Regions from separate parts of the Homo sapiens genome. Here region 2 is linked to region 1. The links are chromatin contacts, found by Hi-C or POLR2A ChIA-PET in ENCODE. All regions are on one chromosome and are shown on one strand. The core of a region is the stretch at or near the end of the contact, and the rest is flanking DNA. Distances in the headings are between cores, read along the strand shown. Region 1 holds the start of TRA2A (transformer 2 alpha homolog). Region 2 holds the start of CBX3 (chromobox 3).

Region 1 (5,575 bases), core at 217-2,716:
AGAATAAACATCTACACAACAGCCCGGAACGTGTTGCATGGGGCTTTTGTTTTCTTTCCAGGGTTTCACACGAACTCACTTCTACTAACTCACTTCTACAATTCCCTATGTAGGGTAAACTTTGGAAATGAAACTCACTGACAAACGTTCCAGTACATTTAAGCTGGGGATATCGTATTCTTTGTGATGTTTGTATTTCTCCGACCCCAAATATATTAATAAAAACTTTTTTCTGAGCCCTCTTCGGTGGGGGATAGAGTGAGAAGAGAAATGGGAGAGGGCCTGTTAATTTTCAGGTCATCTTTTAAGTTACAGAACAGTATATACTGACTAGTTATCTTAAAAATACTGAGCCAATGAATTCGTTCAGCTATGTAAGATTAAAGAAAGACAGATTTTTTTTTTTTTACCGTAAAAACCTGTAAAGGAGTGGTCAGTTTTTAGATGAAAGGTCATAGGAAGAAGAGCATTAAAAGTTGAGATATAAAGAAGAGAAAAAACCCAACATCGAGGAATTAGAAAAATAAGGCGTGACAGCATTTCCACATTCATTTCGAAGTGAAAGGAAAGTCGAAGGGACATTAAGGGAAAAGGGCTCCTTGCGTAGTTTCCCCTCACAGCTCTCGTCTTAAGAACGCTTAAGGGTCGGTGCGGTCGTTGACTAACCACTTCATTAGGCTCGTCCCACCTTCAACCTCAAGGCTTTCGCCTTTTTAGACGCAACGCCGCCGGTTCCAACAGAGACGCGGCCGCTCACTGAAATAGAGAGCCAAGGAGACACAGGCCCCAGCTAGTCCCACGCCAGCTTCTCCCCGCCCGGAAAGCAGCCCCGCGCACTTTCGATCCCGAGACCCTCTACGATGCTCGGGGTCGCCAGAAATGCCACCGCAGGAAGCACCTACCACTATCCGGACGGAGGGGAGCTCCCTGCCGCCTCCTCCCGCCCAACCGCGACGGGGACCCACACCTCGGAGCAGACATAAGGAAGCCTCAGGGGTGGGGAGAAGGGAGGAAGCAATGCGGGGGCGGGGAGGGAAGAGGACCCAGAAGTCCAGGTATCAGTCAGCCTCCAAAAAAGGGGGAGGGGTGTTATCCGTGGTGTTTGGGGAAGGAGTGGAACCCAGAAGCCATCTTGGGATGGGAGGAATCAATCGCGATGGCTCCAGAGGTTGCTCCTCGCGGGACTACCCGCAACCCCGCCCGACCGCGCTTGTTCCCGTGAAACCCCGAGCATTGGGCCGCCGCCTAGACGGCTCCCGCGGCTTTGTACTCACTCTGCCCTCGAAGTTGTTTTCCTCCACATCACTCATGTCGACGAGGCGCTCCCCAGAACTAAATAAGAGACAAGTCTCGGCTCGAGGGCCGATGGCCTAATTAACCCGCTGACTGGACCGTGGGGAAGAGGAAAGAGTCGGCAACCACAGCCGCTCCACTCCACTCCCACTCGGTCGCAGGCTCCAGCAAAATGGCGCCGGCGCCGCCAGAAATCTCCTGGCCTCCTCAGAGCACGACGTAAAGGGGGCGGGCGTCTCTGTGACGTCACGAGGCTCCACCTCCCGCGAGGCTTTGTGTCGGCTGGGCCTGGAGCGAGGGTGGAGGTTGGCGGGCGGCCTGCGCTCTCAACCTGGGCGCCTTGGAATCGCGGTCCCGTGCTGTCCTCCAAACTTCAGACTCACCTCGGACGCGTCAACCTCTTTGAAGACTTTTCAGTCGCCAGATGAGCCTTATATGACCTTAGCCCCTTTAAATATTGTCCAAGTGGATTCTGATGTAAGGGAACAAAACATTGGAAGCGTTTTTTTATGTTTGTTTATTTTTTGAGTCAGGGTCTCGCTCTGTCACCCAAGCTGAAGTGCAGTGAAGCGATCACTGCTCACCACAGCCTCAAACTCCCGGGCTCAGACGATCCTCCCACCTCAGGCTCCCGCGCGCGCCACCACGCCCGGCTAATTTTTTTCTTTTTTGGGACGGAGTCTCACTCTGTTGCCCAGGCTGAAGTGCAGTGGCGCTATCTAGGTTCATTGCAACCTCCACCTCGCAGGTTCAAGCAATTCTCCTGCCTCAGCCTCCCCAGTAGCTGGGATTACAGGCATGCACCACCACGCCCGGCTAATTTTTGTATTTTTAGCAGAGACGGGGGTTTCACCATGTTGGACAGGCTGGTCTCAAACTCCTGACCTCAGGTGATTTGCCCGCCTGGGCCTCTCAAAGTGCTGAGATTGCAAGGGTGAACCACCGTACCCGGCCCACCCGGCTAATTTTTGTGTGTTTTGCAGAGATGGGGTTTTGACATGCTGCCCAGGCTGGTCTCGAATTTGTGGACTCAAGCGATCTGCTCGCCTCGGCCTCCCAAAGTGCTGAGATTACAGGCCTGAGCCACCGCGCCCGGCTGGAATCGTGTATATATAACAGGCTTTTGGGGGGCACGTTGTCAGCTGACTGTATTACTTTTCTTCCATATTTGCCCTGTGTAATGTCGACGTAGTACATGCACAGATGAGGTTATGATGCAAAGCCGCTGCTCCTTGCCTCGTGTCCCTGCTCCAGTTCCCCCTCCTAGAGACAGCCGTGTAGTTTTTTTTTTATAATGCTTAGCTCCCTACTAGTTTTTTTGACTTAGATATTTCCATAAAGCTTCACAGTGAAGACCTCCCAAATCTGTCAACTTGGTTCCCAATCATAGTAATAATCTCTGAGATGAGTTTTACTTGTGTAATGCAACTTTAAAAATTAGTTTCATCTTAAATTTTTTTCCTACAGTGCTTTGTAGTAAAAAGATTGACATAGACTTTCAACTATAGTTCTATGGTAGGAAAGTTCATCTGGCATTATTATGAAGATTGCTACCACTGGGGGCAAGATTTCAGCATTTGAATGTCAGTTATTGATAGGGATAAACTTAAATGACATCTGGCTCTTAGAAAAGATGTTGAACTTGGCTGGGTGTGGTGGCTGACGCCTGTAATCCCAGTACTTTGGAGACCCTAGGCGGAAGATCGCTTGAGGCCAGAAGTTCGAAACCAGCCTGGTCAACATGGTGAGCCCCCATCTCTACAAAAGAAATTATTATTATTATTATTGAGACGGAGACTTGCTCTGTCACCCAGGCTGGAGTGCAGTGGCGCGATCTCGGCTCACTGCAACCTCCACCTCCGGGTTCAAGTGATTCTCCTGGCTCAGCTTCCCGAGTAGCTGGGATTACAGTGCGTGCCACCACACCCGGCTAATTTTTGTATTTTTCGTAGAGATGGGGTTTCACCATGTTGGCCAGCGTGGGCTGGAACTTGTGACTTCAGATGATCTGCCCGCCTCAGCCTCCCAAAGTGCTGGGATTACAGACGTGAGCTGCCACGCCCAGCCAGGTTGATACCATTTGAACCACTGATCAATCTTAGTACCATTAAAAGTGAGATAACCAGATACGAGATACCTCATGATGTGATGCAATAGAAAATACCCAGTTCCTCCTGTGAAGTATTCCTGATCCCTCAAATTGAACTCAAATCTAATTAAACCTTAGATCTAGCCAACAGTTTACAGGAAATACAAGAAAGGGAAAAATAAAAACACCGAGATGAAGTAATCAACTTCCACAGGACAAATAACCACATTCCCCAACAGATTAAATTCACAATCAAGGATGGGAGAAAGGTAGACTATTATGGACTAAGAGTCTTCCCCCCTACCCTTTTTTCCTTTTATTTATTTTTTGGAGACATAATCTGACTCTGTCACCCAGGCTGGAGTGCAGTGGCACAATCATGGCTCCAACGATCCTCCCACCACACCCTCTCACATAGCTGGGACTACAGGCCCCCAACACCATGCCCAGCTAATTTTTAAATTATTGTAGAGACCAGGTTTTGCCATGTTGCCCAGGCTGCTCTCAAACTCCTGGGCTCAAGTGATCCTGCCGCCTAGGCCTCCCAAAGTGTTGAGGAACCAGGCCGGGCCTAGAAGAGTAGTTTCTTTTTTCTTTGCCTTTTTTTTTGAGACAGAGTTTCACTCCCGTGCCCAGGCTGGAGTACAGTGGCACAGTCTTGGCTCACTGCAACCTCTGTCTCTCGGGCTCTAGAGATTATTCTGCCTTAGCCTCCCCAGTAGCTGAGACCACAGGTGCATGCCACTGTGCTCGGCTAATTTTTGTATTTTTTTGTAGAGACGGGGTTTTGATGTTGGCCAGGCTAGTCTCTAACTCCTGGCCTCGAGTGATCCACCCACCTCGGCCTCCCAAAGTGCCGGGATGATAGGAGATATTTGCTTTATGAGTTATAATCCATTGCTATCATTATTTATTTTGTTGCTTGAATTGTCCCAGATTTCAGTTATAAACTTTTGATATGTTTAAACATATATATAATGTCCTTTTTTCGGAATTGTCTATTTTCCATTTTTCTTTTTTTTTTTTTCCGAGACGGAGTTTCACTCTTGTTGCCCAGGCTGGAGTGCAATGGCACGATCTCAGCTCACTGCAACCTCCGCCTCCCGGGTTAAAGCGATTCTCCTGCCTCAGCCTCTCGAGTAGCTGGGATTACAGGCATGCGCCAGCACGTCTGGCTAATTTTGTATTTTTAGTAGAGACGGGGTTTCTCCAGGTTGGTCCGGCTGGTCTCGAACTCCCGACCTCAGGTGATCCGCCCACCTCGGCCTCCCAAAGTGCTGGGATTACAGGTGTGAGCCACTGTGCCCGGCCTATTTTCCATTTTTCTATTGGATTTTTATCCTTTGTCCCTCAAGTTTTATGAGTTCCTTGTATATTAGGAATATTAGCCTTTTATTTGTGCTTTATGTTGCAAATATTTTCTCCTAGTTTGTAAATTGTATTTGACTTTGCTTATGGTATATTTTGCATACTATTTTTTGATTTTTTAATTTAATTAATTAATTTTACTATGGCAATAAAAGATTCCCAAATTAGCATACTTTTTTTTTTTGAGACTGAATTTTGCTCTTGTTGCCCAGGCTGGAGTGCAATGGCTCATTCTCGGCTCACTGCAACCTCCGCCTCCCAAGTAGCTGGGCTTACAGGCATGCACCACCACACCCAGCTAATTTTTGTATTTTTTAGTAGAGATGGGTTTTCACCATGTTGGCCAGGCTGGTCTTGAACTCCTGACTTCAGGTGATCCACCCACCTTGGCCTCCCAAAGTGCTGGGATTACAGGCGTGAGCCACTGTGCCTGGCCACTATTTTTTTTTTTTTTTTGAAATGGAATCTTGCCCTGTCGCCCAGGCTGGAGTGTAATGGCGCAATCTCGCCTCACTGCAACCTCCACCTCCAGGTTCAAGCGATTCTCCTGCCTCAGCCTCCTGAGCTGGGATTACAGGTGAGGACCACCACGTCCGGCTAATTTTTGTATTTTTAGTAGAGATGGGGTTTCACCGTATTGGTCAGGCTGGTCTCAAACTCCTGACCTCGTGATCCGCATGCCTCGGCCTCCCAAAGTGTTGGGATTACAGGTGTGAGCCAGTGCACCCGGCTGCCCCTGGATTTTAAGTCATAGTTAGCCTTTTCCCATACTGAGATTAAAGAGGAATTCACTATGTTTTCTTCTAGTAGTTATGTAGCTTCATA
Region 2 (6,132 bases), core at 1,588-4,087, 2.7 Mb after region 1:
AAAGTAGTGGTAAAACCCAGTTCAGATTTTTTTCCTGTAGTTTTCATGACTCGTAAAAATTAAAGAAAAAATTAACTGAAATGATCAAACTAGCTCCTATGAGACACAAAGCAGTCTTTTGAAATGGTTACTTGTCACGATAGTTATTTTCATTTTTTCAGCTAGTTTTTATTCTTAATTGTCGTCAGCACATAGGTTATCTCTAAACTGAAATTACGGATAATGTACATTTATAACAAGTTTTACAAATCACTAACAAAAAGCAAAAACTCATTACTTACCTCACAATTTATCCAAACTTACCCGATGTCCACTATCGATTTTAAACAATGTTATTTTATAAACGTGCTTAGGGTCAAAGAAAATAACCAGGTAGACCCCCTTCGCTTGAGACCTTATGCTTATCAATGTAATGTTCAACCAAGATTGCAAACAAAATGAGAAAAGTAACAAAGTTCAAATACAGAGCGGCCCAGGCCCAAAACAGTTTTGCACATCAATCCATACGCATTACAGGAAGGAGCCTCTGAAGCCATGTTTTAATCGAAGTATAACTAAGGACAAAATCGTTATTTCACTTTCCTCGTAATCATCTATAAAGGTCCATGGATCTGTCCCGTAAGGGTTAAACTTCTCAGTAACAACATTACTTAAAATGAGTCAGCTCTACAACTTAAACGGAATCCTTAAGAACAGTAAAGGATTCTGACGCGAATATCCCTCCCCCGCCCAGAAAACCACCTTCGTCCCTGCCCCTCGTGGCCGATGGCTTCCAATTTATGTTTATTTTGCCGCGGTTCATCTGTCGTTTTACTGACTGCAGACCCAGATAAAACCGTTACTCAAAGGAAAAAAAAGACAGGAAAAACATAAAATGGTTTCTTTGTCCTACGGCTCGCATTGAACCCGGCCCGACGCCCTGGGTGGTGATATCTTCTCTGAAACCGGGCCCGCAAACCCGGAGCACCCCCCCTCCCCGCTCTTCGGTGTGGCTTCCGAACGCAATGGCGCCATTTCATCGAGGGGAAGGCTGAGCGCCTTTAATGAGGTGCGCAGGACTCTAAAGATCCAAGCTCACAAAACACTCCAAATCCACCTCGAAACGATATGAAAACAGCCCGAGAAGAAAAAAAAATAGTTAACCACTTCTACTTCTTGATAGAGAAAGCACACTAAGAAAATAAAAGAGTTATAAGGAAAACGCTGAGAGGAAGGCGAGCCATGAAAATGGCGGCCGCCAAATCCGGTTCCCGGGAGAGAGGGGGAGGGGAAGCTCCGCAGCCTCGCTCACGAGGACCTGCTGCCCGCCGAAACGCTCGCCGAGGAGACGCCGTGGCCCCCGAAGCAGCGTGCTTTAGAAAGGGAATAAGAATTCCCGCCTCCGCGCCCCACTTTCACCCCAGCGGGGCAGCGTCCGCCATGTGAAAGCTCCCCATCCCCCACCCCCAGTGAAGGGAAATGGCGCCGGGAGGCTGAGGGTGGGGAAGCTGTTTGTACGCTCAGGCCTCCGCTCAAGACCCCGTTCATAAACCTTAAGCCCCACTGCTACTGAATTGGTCCGATTTCCTGCCTCTCTCCCACGGAGGCGGCTGGCCGACTTCCACTGAGGCGCCAACGGCCTCGCCATGCCCTTTTCAATAACTCATTGATTTCAAACCCGTTACCTCCATCGCGGACTCAGTCGCTTCAGCCCGATTTCCCGCAGCCGAGCGAGATGAGAGAGATCTCCGCGGACGAACACGAACCGGACTCGTCCTGGCGCTGTAGTGAGAACTGCCGCTGCTCGAGAAACAACTCTGCGAGGAGCACCTCCGCACGGGACCCGGCGCTGCTGCTACTGCCGCTAGAGCCGCTGCCGCCGCTTTTCTAGAACCTTCCCCCCCACTAACGCGTCTTCCGCTACGTCAGGCCGTCGCGTAAACGCCCTATCCGCCGCCAATGGCGGGAAGGCTCTACGCCCCACCTTACGCCAAATGCGTACTCCTCCCACCCTTGCGGCCAGAGACAGTACCCGACGTTACTTCCGTAAATGCGCTCAATGAATTGCGGAAGGCTAGAGTCCTGCTAGTTACTACCTCTTGGAATAGGGTCCCGCCCCCTGCCTTGGCGCAAGGCAGGTGAGAAACGGTCGCGCAGTTTGAAATTAACGCCGACGGGAGGGGCTTAATCCGCAGCCTGGAGATCCAGCCCCCTCAACCCGGGAGGTGGTCCCTGCAGTTACGCCAATGATAACCCCCGCCAGAAAAATCTTAGTAGCCTTCCCTTTTTGTTTTCCGTGCCCCAACTCGGCGGATTGACTCGGCCCCTTCCGGAAACACCCGAATCAACTTCTAGTCAAATTATTGTTCACGCCGCAATGACCCACCCCTGGCCCGCGTCTGTGGAACTGACCCCTGGTGTACAGGAGAGTTCGCTGCTGAAAGTGGTCCCAAAGGGGTACTAGTTTTTAAGCTCCCAACTCCCCCTCCCCCAGCGTCTGGAGGATTCCACACCCTCGCACCGCAGGGGCGAGGAAGTGGGCGGAGTCCGGTTTTGGCGCCAGCCGCTGAGGCTGCCAAGCAGAAAAGCCACCGCTGAGGAGACTCCGGTCACTGTCCTCGCCCCGCCTCCCCCTTCCCTCCCCTTGGGGACCACCGGGCGCCACGCCGCGAACGGTAAGTGCCGCGGTCGTCGGCGCCTCCGCCCTCCCCCTAGGGCCCCAATTCCCAGCGGGCGCGGCGCGCGGCCCCTCCCCCCGCCGGGCGCGCGCCCGCTGCCCCGCCCTTCGTGGCCGCCCGGCGTGGGCGGTGCCACCCCTCCCCCCGGCGGCCCCGCGCGCAGCTCCCGGCTCCCTCCCCCTTCGGATGTGGCTTGAGCTGTAGGCGCGGAGGGCCGGAGACGCTGCAGACCCGCGACCCGGAGCAGCTCGGAGGCGGTGAAGTCGGTGGCTTTCCTTCTCTCTAGCTCTCGCTCGCTGGTGGTGCTTCAGATGCCACACGCGTCCCGGGGGCCCGGTTCTCCGCTCCCCTCCCCTCCCCTTCTCGCCGGACCCCGCGCCGGGAGCTGCGGGAAGGAGTGGAGGGTCGGGCGGTGGCCTCGCGGCTGGCCTGGCGCGCGGCCAGCGCCGGTAGTTAGTGGGGGGACTGCTCTGCCCTCGAGGGGGTAGGGAGCTGTGGCGACGGTTGCCCCATTTCGAGACAAAGCGCATTTCCCCCTCCCCTCCCCCACCCGCGTTCCGGCGGAGGCGCCCCCTCCCCCAGCCGCCACGCGGGGCTGGGTCGAGACTTGGGCCTCCCGGAGGGCGGCGCGTGGTCCCGCGTCCGCGAGGCCTGGCGGCGCGCGGCCGGCTGTCCCGAGGCTGCGGCGACCGCCCAGTTAACGTGGCCGCCGCGGGGGTAGGCGCGTGCGGTGTGGCGCAGTGCCCTTGAGCCCCCGTGCCGCGGCCTTTGTTTCTCCCCGCGGATGCGCTGACCACGAGGCCCGCGCTCCCGGGTGGGGGCGGGCACCCGCGCTTAGGCCTCTGGACGCCGGGCTTCAGCGGCGGGGGTCGGGAGCGGGTGTTTGCAAGAGGTGATTCTTTTTTCAAAGTGTCACGAAACGGGGTTGAAGCATCTTAAGTTTTTTCCTTTTGTTATTTAATTACCGATTGGAAAGAGGGAGGGTTTCTGAGCAGAAACCAAGTTGGGATTGCAGAACAGAGAAGATTCACAGTGCTTTACCGTTGTGAGTTGTTTGGGTAATCGTGCCTGGTTTTAAACCGAAAGGATTGTCCTTTAAAAATGGAACATGGACTTTATTATAAATGGGACTTAGATTGGAAAAGACATTGGTCCCCTATTTTAAGCCATGTGAAGCTGTTTTAGGTACCAGGATCCCCAGTAAAGTCTTTCTAGACTCACATGGTTAGGACACGTACTTAAGTACATCATAAGCAATGTAGGTAGGAGCGCAGATCTACTCTGGATTTGTATTCACGTTTGAAATGTGCGCTCTCTACTTGGGGGTTGGAATCCAAACAGAATTTGTATTTAGTTACCTTTTTTGTGTCATGCAAACTTACCTTAACTGTCATGCATTTTTCTAGTAATAGCTCTTCAAGTCTGCAATAAAAAATGGCCTCCAACAAAACTACATTGGTAAGTTAATGAAAACCTAAAATATGTAAGGATTTAACTCAAGTTTTTTTTCCCCACAGTATAACTTTGCATCTCTGTGGCTGAGAAATTTACATCCACATATTTCCCAGCTCTCCCAGTGTAAATTACAGGGGAAAATTAAGAGAAAAACGAATTCATTACAGGGAGATACTGGCTTGGCTTAATAGTGTCTTAACTAGTTCAAAGAAGGCTAATCTTTGAAGGACAGTGCAATGTGGATTTTGCTGAGGATTTTTATCTTCAAATAGAAATACACACATTTTTGCAGCGTTGAAAAATGTTACATAAAATGGTAAAGCCCTTGTTGGTTGGCATAATTTTTCTTAAATCCCCAGAATTCTGGAGAAGTATTTTCATTAAAGCCCAATTTAAAGAACAAGGTACCTTGTGCACCTAGGTTGGAGCAAAAGTCATTGAATCTTTCAAATTACTTTGGTCACTTTATCTTGTTTTAACTTACTCTAAAACATAGAAGAATATTAAGTTTAATTCATTGCAGTGTTTTGTTTTTTAAACAAAATGATCGAAATCGCAAATATGAGCCAGAAGGGAGAAAAGGCTAGATTTTTTTTTTATCTTATTCAGCCATGTCATGTTACAAGTTTTTTTAAACCCTGGAATATTCACATAAAAATCATGAAATTCAAAGTTACAGTTTTCACAATATTTAACATTGCATTAATCTTAAACACGTAAAGGTGAATGTTAATGTCTCCTAGGTAAAATAAAGCATTTGTTTTTGGCTTGTATGTGCTCTCTCTGGGTTTCACACTAAAAAGGGCACGTTAGTGATTTTTAATTTGTGCCATCATTAGATTCTGCATTAAGTCTGTTTACCCTGCATTAGATTCTGCATTAGATTCTGTTTACCCTGGAAAACAGAAGTTGTTTTTGCACGCAATTGATAGCCTTTGGGGTCTGTTATTGTATTTAGTTTATTTTGTGAAGGATCACAGGTTGGCCACTTTAAAAGTTCTTAACTTTCCATTTTAAAAATTCATTAGTGTTGTGAGATATGTGTGCTGTTAATTTCACTTAAATAATGGGAAATTTATTTTGACTCATCCACTTTTGGAAAAAAGTGCTGGGTTAAGGCAAATATATACTATAAAAGAAAATAGTGAGCATTTGAAACTAGCTTATGAATGCCATAGTAGTGAATGAATACTGTATGGCATTTTGTCTGCCTTTTTTTTTTTGTAAACCTTAGTGTGTATCCTTTTCATTTTCTGTATTTATTGTTGACTTTATTTTGTTAGCCTTCTCCCTTTGTGGCAGTAGCTGTTTTGTTTTTCATGTAGTATAGGTATCTGATACACTTCTGTCTATTACAGTTTGTCTTTGCTCCTCCCACCATTATTCCTACCTTCTTGTACTGTACAGTGGCAGAAAGCTGTTTGGGCCCAGTACTCAAGTATCTTGACTAATGAGAATCATAACACCTGACTTAGAAATGGTATCCAAAAACGTCAGGTGTTTGCTGCATGTTTTTGTATTTCAGGGGATTTTTATTTTGTGTGTGTGTATGTGTTACCTATATGCTTGCATAGCTTGAAATGCCCTTTTGCAGTCTTGAGGCCTTTCTTACATATCTGTCTGCACACTTCATATGCCTGCATAGCTTGAAATGTCCTTCTGTAGCCTTGAGGTGTTCTTAACTTTTTTCTGCTTGCTGCTTTACTTGTGGGATGGCTTTAATGATTGAGCAATTAAGGTTTATCTTTTTTAAATAGTATTTGGGTTTTTTGTTTTTGTGTTTTTTTGAGACAGAGTTTTTCTCTTGTTGTCCAGGCTAGAGTGCAATGGCGTGATCTTGGCTCACCGCAACTTAAGCCTCCTGGGTTCAAGCAGTTCTCCTGCCTCAGCCTCCCAAGTAGCTGGGATTACAGGCATGCACCACTATGCCTGGCTAATTTTGTATTTTTAGTAGAAACGGGGTTTCTCCATGTTGGTCAGGCTGGTCTCAAACTCCTGACCTCAGATGATCTGCCCACCT

What was found. A loop is a pair of places that touch in the nucleus more often than their neighbours do. ChIA-PET counts read pairs that join two places held with the same protein, here RNA polymerase II (POLR2A). Pooled maps may share reads with other maps.
Region 2: a map of ascending aorta shows a loop between it and region 1 (5-fold over the local background). The contact joins the promoter of CBX3 here to the promoter of TRA2A in region 1. A Hi-C loop is called at or near these places in 3 of 168 maps with a recorded cell type or tissue (CD4-positive, alpha-beta memory T cell, ascending aorta and naive thymus-derived CD4-positive, alpha-beta T cell) and 13 of 50 pooled maps. POLR2A ChIA-PET finds 5 or more read pairs at or near these places in 3 of 52 experiments (CD4-positive, alpha-beta T cell, activated CD4-positive, alpha-beta T cell and naive thymus-derived CD4-positive, alpha-beta T cell).

The regions. Positions count from the first base shown.
Region 1 is chr7:23,530,515-23,536,089 of GRCh38, forward strand. It overlaps TRA2A (transformer 2 alpha homolog), which reads right to left and starts at 1,467. Exons shown (of 8, transcript NM_013293.5): 1 at 1,275-1,467. The coding sequence starts at 1,310. RefSeq lists enhancers at 525-1,095, 1,096-1,665, 1,207-1,256, 1,277-1,326, 1,337-1,556 and 3 more.
Region 2 is chr7:26,198,908-26,205,039 of GRCh38, forward strand. CBX3 (chromobox 3) reads left to right here and starts at 2,838. Exons shown (of 6, transcript NM_016587.4): 1 at 2,838-2,919; 2 at 4,064-4,115. The coding sequence starts at 4,092. It overlaps HNRNPA2B1 (heterogeneous nuclear ribonucleoprotein A2/B1), which reads right to left and starts at 1,839. Exons shown (of 11, transcript NM_002137.4): 1 at 1,665-1,839. The coding sequence starts at 1,670. RefSeq lists enhancers at 281-1,254, 1,163-1,282, 1,255-2,227, 1,393-1,782 and a silencer at 2,723-3,542.